Linked DNA regions of Mus musculus: all the other regions are linked to region 2. Evidence: chromatin contacts called from ENCODE Hi-C or POLR2A ChIA-PET data. All regions are on one chromosome and are shown on one strand. The core of a region is the stretch at or near the end of the contact, and the rest is flanking DNA. Distances in the headings are between cores, read along the strand shown. Region 1 holds the start of Thumpd3 (THUMP domain containing 3). Region 2 holds the start of Tatdn2 (TatD DNase domain containing 2). Region 3 holds the start of Gt(ROSA)26Sor (gene trap ROSA 26, Philippe Soriano).

The links. A loop is a pair of places that touch in the nucleus more often than their neighbours do. ChIA-PET counts read pairs that join two places held with the same protein, here RNA polymerase II (POLR2A).
Region 1: a map of regulatory T cell shows a loop between it and region 2 (4-fold over the local background). The contact joins the promoter of Thumpd3 here to the promoter of Tatdn2 in region 2. A Hi-C loop is called at or near these places in 1 of 37 maps with a recorded cell type or tissue (regulatory T cell). POLR2A ChIA-PET finds 5 or more read pairs at or near these places in 1 of 5 experiments (embryonic stem cell).
Region 3: POLR2A ChIA-PET joins it to region 2 with 10 read pairs in embryonic stem cell. The contact joins the promoter of Gt(ROSA)26Sor here to the promoter of Tatdn2 in region 2. A Hi-C loop is called at or near these places in 1 of 37 maps with a recorded cell type or tissue (T-helper 2 cell). POLR2A ChIA-PET finds 5 or more read pairs at or near these places in 1 of 5 experiments (embryonic stem cell).

What each region holds. Positions count from the first base shown.
Region 1 is chr6:113,044,144-113,048,059 of GRCm38, forward strand. Thumpd3 (THUMP domain containing 3) reads left to right here and starts at 2,159. Exons shown (of 10, transcript NM_008188.3): 1 at 2,159-2,247; 2 at 3,272-3,561. The coding sequence starts at 3,304. Gm43868 (predicted gene, 43868) reads right to left here and starts at 2,028. Exons shown (of 1, transcript NR_164179.1): 1 at 1-2,028.
Region 2 is chr6:113,694,877-113,698,479 of GRCm38, forward strand. It overlaps Tatdn2 (TatD DNase domain containing 2), which reads left to right and starts at 2,174. Exons shown (of 8, transcript NM_001347356.1): 1 at 2,174-2,725; 2 at 2,831-3,241. The coding sequence starts at 2,837. Irak2 (interleukin-1 receptor-associated kinase 2) reads left to right here. Exons shown (of 13, transcript NM_172161.4): 13 at 1-150.
Region 3 is chr6:113,074,997-113,078,926 of GRCm38, forward strand. It overlaps Gt(ROSA)26Sor (gene trap ROSA 26, Philippe Soriano), which reads right to left and starts at 2,248. Exons shown (of 3, transcript NR_027010.1): 1 at 2,178-2,248. It overlaps Setd5 (SET domain containing 5), which reads left to right and starts at 2,643. Exons shown (of 22, transcript NM_028385.1): 1 at 2,643-2,716.

The DNA.
Region 1 (3,916 bases), core at 909-3,408, 650 kb before region 2:
CGACAGCAGCAAGATTTCATTGCTCCACATCCTTCCTATAAGAGATGATTTTTGCTTTTCAAACTTGCCATTTGAATAGTTATCATAAAGTTAGTGTTAGTGTACATTTCCCTAATGATTGGTGATAGTGACCATGTACTTCATGTACTTATATTGGTCTTTCATGTACCTTTTCCAAAAGCTCTGATGCAAGTCCTTTGTAAAGCAGGATAGAAAGGAGAAATTACAAGGACCTGAGAAGCAAAAGGAGCCGCTCTCTCAACAGCTGAGAATCACAGATTCCAAAACACTTAGCAACTGCTTGAGGCCTTTCTCCTTTCTCATCTCAGAACCTATAATTTTCTAGAACTCTCATCAGAAACTCCATTTAGTAAAGGGCATGTCCTAACCCCTTTGTACAACCCTAGTGGCTTCCGGTTTTATTAGAGTGTAATCCCATCCAAGGTACTTCTGAAACATCCTATAATCTCATTTATGAAAAATAAAGAAGGAATAAAGCTTTCTTTTCCATTTGAGATGTAATTTCAGAGCCACTAAGAGTTGTTATTCTGAATTTCTAGGCTTAAAATCTATGCTAACACTGTCTTTAATAAAGTTTGCTGTTTTGAGAGGGCTACACTTTCAGGTGCTTTTTTTGTTTTGTTTTTTTGTTTTTTGTTTAAGACAGCCTTGGCTGTCCTGGAACTCATTCTGTAGACCAGGCTGGCCTCAAACTCAGAGACTCAACTGCCCTTGCCTCCCAAGTGCGGGGATTAAAGATGGTAAGCCCCACCATCTGCCCCACCTCCCAAACATTTATTTATGGAGGTGAGGATCTCACGGTACACTTGTGGAAGTCAGGGGGCAACCCATGGAGTTTGTTCTCTCCTTCCACAGTGTGGGTCCTGGGGATAGAATGCAGATGGCCAGGCTTGATGGCAGACACCTTTTACATGCTGGGCCGTTTGTCAGACCCCTTTTTTATTTTTTACTAAACTACAACGCCGCTTTCTACGATACTGGCTGCTCCTAAACTCTTTGATGCATCCAAGGCAAGGATCCGGTTTTTACCTTTCTCATTGTCCGTGCTGACAAGGACAGTGTGGCTCCATGCCTCAGCTGCTGCTGCCACCACTGAAACTTTAAACAATTTTTATTATTTATTTATTTATTTATTGGTGAGGATGAGGGGAGAGGCAGAGAGAGAGATTGCAATGCAGTGTCATAATGCCCTTGGAGCCAGACTTGGCTGTCAGAGCCCCTGAAGTTACAGGTATTGAGAGCGGCCAGAGGTGGGTGGGTGCTGGGTACCAAATTTGAATTCTCTGGAAAAGCAAGCCTTAATCACTGAGCCATCTCTCCACCATCGCTCCCCCCCCCCCCCCAAAATCCGGCTGTCTCTTTCTGTTGAGTTCTAAGTTTCCTCTTTTAAAATGTTACATTTGGGGCTGGTGAGACGTCTTAGAGGGTAAAGGCTCTTGCTACCCATCCTGATTAGCTGAGCTGGATCACTGGAACCCACGTGGTGGAAGAGAAGCAACTTCTGCCAAGTTGTCCTCTGACCTCAGGTGTGGCACACAAGCTCCCTCCACACACACAGGAAATACATGTAACTAAAATATAGGAAATGTAACCTTTGGCATATATAGAGAAACATGATCTGAAAACCGCAGGCTAGGCTAGGGGCTATACTCTAGTTACAGCACAGCTTGCCGGTCCCTGCAGAATCCAAGCCGGGTATGGTGGCGCACACCTGTAGTCCTAGCATCCCGGAGGCAGAGACAGCGGATATCTGTGATTTCCAGGACAGAACGATCGACAAAACGAGCAGGCCAGTCAGGGCTACATAGTGAGACTCCAATCTCAAAAAGAAATTCCAAGTAAAGAGTGTTGTGCAAGACGGGAATGGGGGAGAAGAATCTCTTTAGCCTCGGTTTCTCTGGCTTTAAGACTGGAATCAAGTCCCAGTCTCACCCCAGTGCTCGACACTGAGGGCAGAGGAAGTAGAACAACCGAGCATCCGCTCGCTAGGAGAGCGCCCTCCGCAGTGGTTCCCTCCGGGCAGGTGACCGGCCTACCGGCCGTTCTTCCTCTTCCGGGTCAGAGTGCACCCAACTGCGCACAGCTCTCCGCGCACACTCCCCCGCCTACCCCGGAGCGTGGGAGCACCGTGCCCTCCGAGGCCTGACTTCCGTTTCCGGGCTGGCACCTCGGCTTCCGGCGGCGTGCTCGCGGTGCGGAGACCGGAAGGGTCTGTGCTTGCTGCCGGTAACTGGCCGCGGCTGGGAGTGGCCGGGTGGGTGGGACGCAGGGGAAGACGGCGGTGGCTTCGTATAGGTCGGTGCTGGGGCTGAGCGTCTGGACTCTCGCTGGGCTTCGCAGAGGGTGGGAGTGAGAGAGCCACTGCCCTTCGGTCCGAACAGCCCTTCTGCTCTCCACACTGTCCGTAGGAGTTGTGTTCACAGTGGCGAACGGTGACACGGTGGAACCGCGTTCACCTCTGTGGCCTGTTCTTGGTTGGCACAGCATTAGGGACAAGGAAGATGTTAGCTTAAGCCACGGCGCTTTTGAAAAGCTGGTGGGAGGTGTGGGCCCTCCATCACGGTAACACCACTCCAGCCCCTTCAACCTCCACAAACACTCCCACAGGACGTCTGTATTACTAGCTTCAGACATTTCCAAGGTGTCCCCAGCATGCGCGTCATTGGATCTCGGCGTCACCACATAGTAGGCTTTCAGATATTTGTAATTGTTTAGATAGTGGAAGTTGAGTTAATCTTTAATAAATTCACTGCCCACTTGTCTACATGGCGGAAAGTAGATACCTCACCCATACATTAAAAGTTTTGATCATTAGTCCAGAATTGTGTTGTTCTCGTTAAAATCTTCTGTCTTTGGGAAAGAGAGATATATTTAGTTTCCAGTTCGAAACTAGGCAGGAGTAACTTGCTTCCTGGACCCGCGAGTGTGGGAAGCAAGAATTTTTAACTCTGAACCACTACAGCCTCACATCCTGAAGTGCTAAGCTGAAAGAGCAACAGAGGAGCTTCTCTATTCATGTTAGCAAATGTAAGATGGTGCTTACCAACACAGATGAGCCTAAGCCAAGCACTGCATGCAGTGGAAACACTCTTGTCTTTTCTCCTGATGAGCCTGCATATTGCTTGTTTAGTCACGTTTCACTGCCTGTAATCCGTGCCCTTATTTATACTACAGTTTTAACTCGATAGGTACATTGAAATACAAAAAGAGATGGCATTGTTTCCCTTTTTCTTCCCTGTATTGCCTCTAGAGACTGTTGGTCCTTTTAGAAACATCTCCATCATGTCTTGTGACACTCAAGAAGCTACCAGAGAGTGCCTGGGTATGAACCTTGATGGCAACAAAGAGCCTGTGTCGCTGGTAGAAAGCGGCGTCAGAAGTGAGTCGGAGCATCTCCAAGTCACTATTGGAGCCACTGTACCCACTGGCTTTGAACAAACGGCTGCGGGGGAAGTGAGAGAGAAACTGAAGTCGGCCTGCAGAATCAGCAAAGACCGCGGAAAGATCTATTTTGATATTGCAGTGGAAAGTCTGGCTCAGGTTTGAACAAAACAGTATTTAAATTAGTCTTGGTTATTTTATGATTATTTTTCTGGTTTATAGACACCCCTCCCCCCCTTGGGAATCCTTTACTCTGTTCTGCTTAAAGTAGCTGCATTTTCTGTTGTGTACTAATTTATGAAATTGACTAGTTTACTATGTTGCTGTTTATAATGTCTTTGTAATGTATATTCAGTTTAGTACATTTTAGCGTTAGTTTAATATGGTTTAGAAGTGATCGTAGCATTTCCTGATGATTTATTCACCGAAATGAAATACCTACCAATGTCTATGACACGTAAATTTACTTTAGCAAAAGTTTGGGTACACACAAAAGCTGAGGTTTCCTTTTCAT
Region 2 (3,603 bases), core at 924-3,423:
ATCCGCCTGCCTCTGCCTCCCGAGTGCTGGGATTAAAGGCGTGCGCCACCATGCCCGGCTAACAAAGCTATTTCTAATTCACTATTTAAAAAAAGAATTCCATTATAGTGACAAAATAAAAATGTTTGTAATCTAGCAGCTGTCTTATAATTTTGTGTCTGGGTGAATTTGTGTACCGAATATGTTTGGCTCAAGGATTCTTGCTTTTGCTTTCATTTCTGTATGTATTGTTTGTACAATGTATGTATGCATATTTATGTATGTGCATGTGGTGTGCACACAACCATGTGCATATGGAGCTCAAGAGATGACTTGGGTTTTCAATCCTTCTTCCACAAGGTATGTATGTATGTATGTATGTATGTATGTATGTATGTATTTTAGTTTGCTGTTACACAAGGCTAGCTGGCCCATCTCTGTTGATGTAGAAGTGCTTAGATTGTATATACCCTTGCTGTACAGCCAGCTTTTATGTGGGTCCTGGTATTTGAACTTAAGACTTCATGGTTGTGGCCAGTGATTTAGTACATTGTCACTTTAGGGAGGGTTTTTATCAGCAATGCCACCTTTGCAGGGCTTGGGGCACTTGTATAACCCTTCATGGATATTAAAGTTGCTTTTATTTTTACTGTTACAAATAGGGATGGTTGCCAGGTGGTGGTGGCAGCACACACGTGTCTCTAATCCCAGCACTTGGGAGGCAGAGGCAGGCAGAATTTTATGAGTTTGAGACCAGCCTGGTTGGCAGACCTAGTTCCAGGACAGTCAAGATTTCACAGAGAGAGCCTGTCTTGAAAGAATCAAATCAAACCAAAACAACAAAACGACACCCCCCCCCCCAAAAAAAAAAGAAAAACCCCACAAACAAATAGAGATGGCTTCTGGGATGGTTAACCTTCACTGTGAACTTGGGTTAACAACCCTCTAGGAGTTAGATATGCTCTGGCTGTGACTAGGAGGGAGTTTACCGAGAGGATGAACTGAAGACAGAAGACTCTGAGTATGGGAGGTGCTATTCCATGGGTTTGGCTCCTGCATTGGGTAATTAAAAAAAAAAAAAAAAGTGAAGGCCAGCTGAGTGTGGAGAGCCTTTAGTTCTTGCCACCACAGCTGTTGGCCAAGAGCAGTCTGGGAATGAAGTAGTAGGACAAACTCTTTTCTTTACTGTTTTGGTTCTGGGGGGCGGGGGCATTTTAAGTGTCACAGGCTGGTCTGGAATTCCTGACCCTCCCCTCCAACACCTCCAGAGGGCTGCGATTACTTACAGACTTGTGTGACACCTGGGTAATTTGGTGATTAGGATCAAAAGCTTGCTTCTCCTGTAAGTGCTCTGCTATTGAGCTGCAATCATTACCTTTTCTGGGGTTGGTGTGGGAAGGTTTGAAACAGGGTCTCAAGAAGTTAGGAGGTGACCTTGAACTCTGGATCCTCTGTCCTACGGCTCTCTTGATGTGGGGTTATATCTCTTCTTTTCTTTCTCTCTCTCTCTCTTTTTTTTTCTTTTCTTTTGATCTCACTCGGAAGCCTAGGTTGATCGGAACTCATTAGCTATCCCAAACTGGCTTCGAACTCAGCAGTTCCCCAGCCTCAGCGACCCAAATGGAATTACCAATGTGAGCTACTATGGCTGCTTCAGGCACCTCTCTGTTCTCCCCACCCCCCGCTATTAAAATTTTTTTAGTTGTAGTCAGGTTCTAAAACGTCTAGGCTGGACTTTGTCAATCGTCCTGCCTCTTCTTCCTGAGCAGTTGGTTTTACAGGTCTATCCGGCAGGCCTGGTTCTGTTTTTTGTGTGTGTATGGCTTGTGCCTGCTAACCCCAATTCCGTCACTTTCTGGGTGTGTCGCTTGGTTTTTATCGAGCCACAGTTTCCTGCGTTGTTTTTTTTAAAAAAAAAAAAAAAAGGGGGAGGGGGGATGGGTGAGTAGGTGAGTGAGTGACAATGTTTGGCACGCGCGTCCGGTACCAAGAGGCCCGCCAAGTTACCCTCCATCGGTATTTTCGGCTCCCGGGCGTCCCCAGCAGGCCCTTCGCGCGGATCCAGGGCCACGTGAGAAGCTCCGCCACATATCGCTCCCAACCAACCACAGAGCTTCGTGAGGCGTAGGGGCACGCCCCAGAACGTCGGACCAACAGGCGCGCTCCGTCTTGCCCGAAGTCACGCCCCTCTCCCGTTGGAGCAATCGGCGCCGTCCCTGACGCCGGCTCCGCCCCTGCCGCACGCCGGCCGCCGGCCGCTGGGCAGGTTCCGCGGAGCTGACGCCGAGGTTGCGAAGTAGGCGGCGGGGCCGAGGCCTTGGATGAGGGCGCGGTGCGGCGCTGGGCCGGGTCAGCTGGAGGAGCGGAGGTGACTTCCGGCGCGCGGCTCCGGAGGCCAGTGGCTCCCTCAGGCCCGGGGCGGGACGGGGCGGCGGGAGGCGAGCGGCCACCCCGCCCGCGGCCCGCCCTTGGCGTCCGGGGCCTGCGGGCGCGTGCGGCCCAAAAGGCGGCTCCGCACGCGCTCGGCCCCCCGCGCAGGGCTTCGGAAGGCAGACCGCTGCACCGCGCCGCGCCGCGCCGGAAGCGCCTCGGCGTCTCGGGAGTGGCGCGCTGTTGACAGCCGCGCTCGCGGACTTGGGCTGCGCGTTGTTCGGGCTCGGCGCTCGGCCCGCGGACGCTTCTCGGAGCGCTGTGGCGTCCCCGAAGCCCGTAGCACTGGAATGGGCAGACGACAGGAACGGGAAAGGTCAGTGGGGCCGATTCCCGCCGTTGCCCTAGCGGCTTCCCGGCGGTGTGAGGCGAGCAGCCGCCAAGGCTGCTGCTACAATCGTCGTTCCTCTGTCCCTGGCAGGTGCCCATGGCGTCGGAGCGGCGCAAGGTCAAGTATCACTGGGGCAGCACGTCGGAAGGGTGTCCCAGCAAGCGCAGCCGCCCCCGGGAGCCCGGCAATGTGGCCCCCTCCAGCCGGCCAGGTCGCAGGTGTGCGTCGCGTCCTCGAGGGGCCAGCAGCCCCCAGCGTCTGAAAGTCCGGCGCGGGGACGATGTGGCCCGCGCTCCTCGGAGCTCAGTCCGCCGTCGCACCTCCTCTTCCTCTTCTTCGTCCTCTCTCTCTTCGGGCTCAGGTGTGGGTGAGGCCGCTTCCCCTGGCTTCCTGATTGCGAGCCCTCGGAGACTATTTACGTCCAAGGGGTCCCCTCTGCACCCTGCCCACTCCTCTCTAGAAGAAATGGCTTCTCTACGGAAGGAAGCTTGTAGCGTTAAGGTACGTGGCAGCGACGTCTGGCAAACAGTGAAGTCCCTTGCACGTGGTTTGAGGGGTGGAGAGAAGACATTTGGTGGGAAGAGAATAAAAATTAGATCTTTCCTGTGGAGGGCCTGGTGTGTGTGTGGGGGGGGGCGAGGGGGAGGGTGTTGAGGGGTAGAGCTCAGTATGGAGGGGGTTTTCAAACTTGGTGGCATTTGGAACTACTAGGAAAGCCTGATAATGGTTGTGGTCTGCCATCCCAGAGAGAGTGATTATAGATAGTTTGGAGGGATCTCTGCAACCTTCGAGTGATTGTAAATGGACAGTGGAACTGGAGGATCAGCACAATGGAAGGTGGAATAATGCCCAGGAAAGATGAT
Region 3 (3,930 bases), core at 998-3,497, 620 kb before region 2:
TCAGGAAAGACAACAAACACCTGAACTTTGCATTCCAAAAGGAACCACCTTTTACAGATGTGTACAATGACAAAATTTTAGTAAGCAGTAATCAATACCATGTGGCTCAATAATGAAATATACCTTTTAATGTCTTAAAATATCAGCCTGGCAATATGTAAGATACATCAGGTAATATTGGGGGAGGAGACATCCACCTGGAAACCATTAATGGTTAATAGCTCAGTTTATAAATGGAGAAAAAGGAGAGAGGCATTCATGGGAGTGGAAAGTTAAGCTTTAGGTTGGATTCTCAATACATCTATTGTTGTAAAACTCCCTGGACTGAGAATAGGCCCAAATGTGGAACACCACCTGACGGGAGAGGTGATAGACACTGAAAATTAAGGATCAAGGCAAAGGATCAACAAAAAGTGTACTAAGGAGTTATAAAAGAACTGCAGTGTTGAGGCCCCAGCTACAGCCTCGATTTGTGGTGTATGTAACTAATCTGTCTGGTTTCATGAGTCATCAGACTTCTAAGATCAGGAAAGGGAAAATGCCAATGCTCTGTCTAGGGGTTGGATAAGCCAGTATAATAAATGAAAATGGGGCTAAAATGAGTGTTCTAAAATACCTTTTGATAAGGCTGCAGAAGGAGCGGGAGAAATGGATATGAAGTACTGGGCTCTTTAAAAATGATTAAAATTCTGCTTACATAGTCTAACTCGCGACACTGTAATTTCATACTGTAGTAAGGATCTCAAGCAGGAGAGTATAAAACTCGGGTGAGCATGTCTTTAATCTACCTCGATGGAAAATACTCCGAGGCGGATCACAAGCAATAATAACCTGTAGTTTTGCTGCATAAAACCCCAGATGACTACCTATCCTCCCATTTTCCTTATTTGCCCCTATTAAAAAACTTCCCGACAAAACCGAAAATCTGTGGGAAGTCTTGTCCCTCCAATTTTACACCTGTTCAATTCCCCTGCAGGACAACGCCCACACACCAGGTTAGCCTTTAAGCCTGCCCAGAAGACTCCCGCCCATCTTCTAGAAAGACTGGAGTTGCAGATCACGAGGGAAGAGGGGGAAGGGATTCTCCCAGGCCCAGGGCGGTCCTCAGAAGCCAGGAGGCAGCAGAGAACTCCCAGAAAGGTATTGCAACACTCCCCTCCCCCCTCCGGAGAAGGGTGCGGCCTTCTCCCCGCCTACTCCACTGCAGCTCCCTTACTGATAACAACTCAGAGCGACTTTGGGAGAGCAAGTGCTTCCTGCCTCCAAAACAGCCCAACTGAGCCCTCGCTCCTTCCCTCCACTCCCCGGAGTGCGCGATGGAGGTCTGGCTCAGCACGCCCCTCTTGAGGCAACTCAAGTCGGAAACGTGCTTGCACCCGCCCCGCAGCCGCTCAGCCCTACTGCCCGTCCCCGCCCCCAGCGCGCGCTTCCTGCCACGTTGCGCAGGGGCGCGCGGCCAGACTCTGCGGCGCGGGGCCGAGGGGAGGGCCGGAACCTGGGAGCGCCTCCTCGCCGCCCCCGCTGGCCGGCGGATGGACTCAACTTGCACGAACACGAGCCAATGGCAAGGGCCAGTTTTCTGGGCCCCGAGAGCCAATCAGACGACGAGGCCCGGCCGGCGGCGGGTAAAACGACTCCCCCAGAGGAAGGGGAGGGTGGGCGGCCGCTCGCGCGCGAGCTACTTTCGCTGACCCTCCCTCCCCTCCCCCGCCCCGCCAGAGGCCGACCGCGCCCGCACGTCCAGCTCGCCTCACCCCACCTACCTCCCGCCCCACCCAGTGGGCAGAGCGAGGCTGCCGGCGGCTGCGCACTCCGGCTGCCGTTAACTGACAGGCGCCTTACGCCAACCAAAACACGCCATTTGTGTTTTCACACACGGCGGGAGGAAAAGAAGCCAATCAGCGACGAGACGTCGGCCGGAAGCGCTCCTCCGCTGCCCCCCCCCCCCCGAGCCATGGCCGCGTCCGGTGGAGACTTTTCCGCTCCCTTCTCCCTCCCCCTCCGGTTGCTGCAGGGCGGACCGCATTCCTGCCCACCACCCGCTTGCCCCTTCCAGCGTCACGACTCGTACCCGGCTGTCTCACAGAACGGCTCCACCACGCTCGGAGGGCCTGCCGCGGCCGCCCATCCCCGCAAACGCACCAAGCCGCCCTCCCGCCAGAGTCCCGATCCCCTACCTAGCCGAGGCTCTCTGAGGAGCCGGAGCCCCAAAGCACAGCCTCTTCTTTAGGCGGCCCCGGCAGCCTCCGCTGATTGGCGGCGCACCGGCCAATAAGTGTGGGGCGGTGGGCGGAGAGGCCAATGGCGCGGCGGGAGGGGGCGTGTCCCGCGTGCCCCTGGCGCCGGCACTGGGAATCCCCGTGCGGTCAGTGGCGTTTCCGCTCGGGCAGCGGGCTGAGTGAGCTGCCGCCGCTGCCGCCGCTGCCGCCGCCGGGGGAGGGGCGGCCGCCGCCCGCCTGCGCTCAGAGACTCACGCAGCCCTAGTCCCGCCAGTCCGCCAACACAGTAGTGCCGGCCCCCTCCGCCCCTGGCCCTCCCCCTCCCCGCCTCGGGCTCGCTCCGCCTTTTCTGCCCCCCACCCCCACCTCACGGGTACGGGCCATTCCCGGCCAGGAAACGCCGTGGCGCCGCGTTGGGCCTAACTCGAGTCTCGCTGCCTCCCGGGAGTGCCGTGCGCCGCAGCCCGGGCCCAGGCCCCGGCAGCGCCTGGGTCAAGGTAAGGGTCCAACAGAAAAGAGACACCGAACCACACGACCGGGCCCCGGGGGAAAGAAGGGTCACCTCAGTCTCCCTGCGTTCCCTCTCCTCGGGGTCGTGGGCCTGGGCCTCCCCAGCCTGGTAGCAGGAAGATGCTTGCCCTTTTCGTCTTCTCAGCTACCTTTACACACCATTGCACCGCTCTTGCCCAGAGAGAAAGGCTCTCCTTCATCTAGTCGACCCCACTACCTTTTTAATGTCTTCCCTGGGTCAGGACTCTTCCCCTCCCCCTACTCTGGTCTCCCCTTTTTGCCTGGGTATTGCCTACTCCACGTTTATACCCTTTTCAGGAGAGGCCTCCCAACCCTGCTCTCAAAATACACATACTTTTTTTTCTGTCCCTGAGCCCCCCACCTCCCCTGTTCTTGCGGCCTTGTGACAACTCTGGTCGCTCGTGGGGGCCCAGTCCTCCCCTCCATAATCTTCCTGAACGCCTCTCCTCTGGTTTTCCAGTTCCTATCTCAGATGGCTGCTGCTTTTCCCACACCAAAGACATTACCTTCGCCACCCCCACCTCACATTCTTGGACTCCCTGTGGCGTATGCCCCAGTATCCTTGCGATATCCCTGTTGAATTTGTAGGGTTCTAGCCTGGAATTGAGCCAGATTTTGTCGTTTTCCCTGCCTAGGGCGTGGAGAGCGATCTTTTAAGAACGACTCTAAAGAAGAGGGGGAGGGATATGCCCCTATGAATCCGTGCAAGCCAAGATCCTAGGTAAATGGTAGTGGGCAAAAGCCCTGGTTTTAGTAGGTAATCGCTCAGAAGGAAAGTTTTAACTCCTGGGAAAGCCCCTTCTATGCTAATTTATTCTATCGGGCGCCTTTGCCTTTCTCATTCTTAGGAATAAGGATCTTTCTCCTGTGTACTGATGCTGCAGCCCGCCCTGCTGGCCTGGGTCAGGGGTGCGTGGATGACCTGCATTTTCTGCTTTCTCATGTTACTTGTGTAACGTCTTCACCAGCAACTCATTTTTCGCCCAGAGCTCTGGGCTCTGGGTTTTGTCTATACCTGGATTCCTTTTGCCAATTGTTCCTGTGCTCAAAATACTTAAAAAGATTCAGGTTCTCGAATTTCCTCCATACCTTGACTAAATTGTTTTTAGATGACATATTTGTGACCAAGGTCATGTTTACATTACTTCCTTGCTTATATGTTAAATACCTATACTTTTGA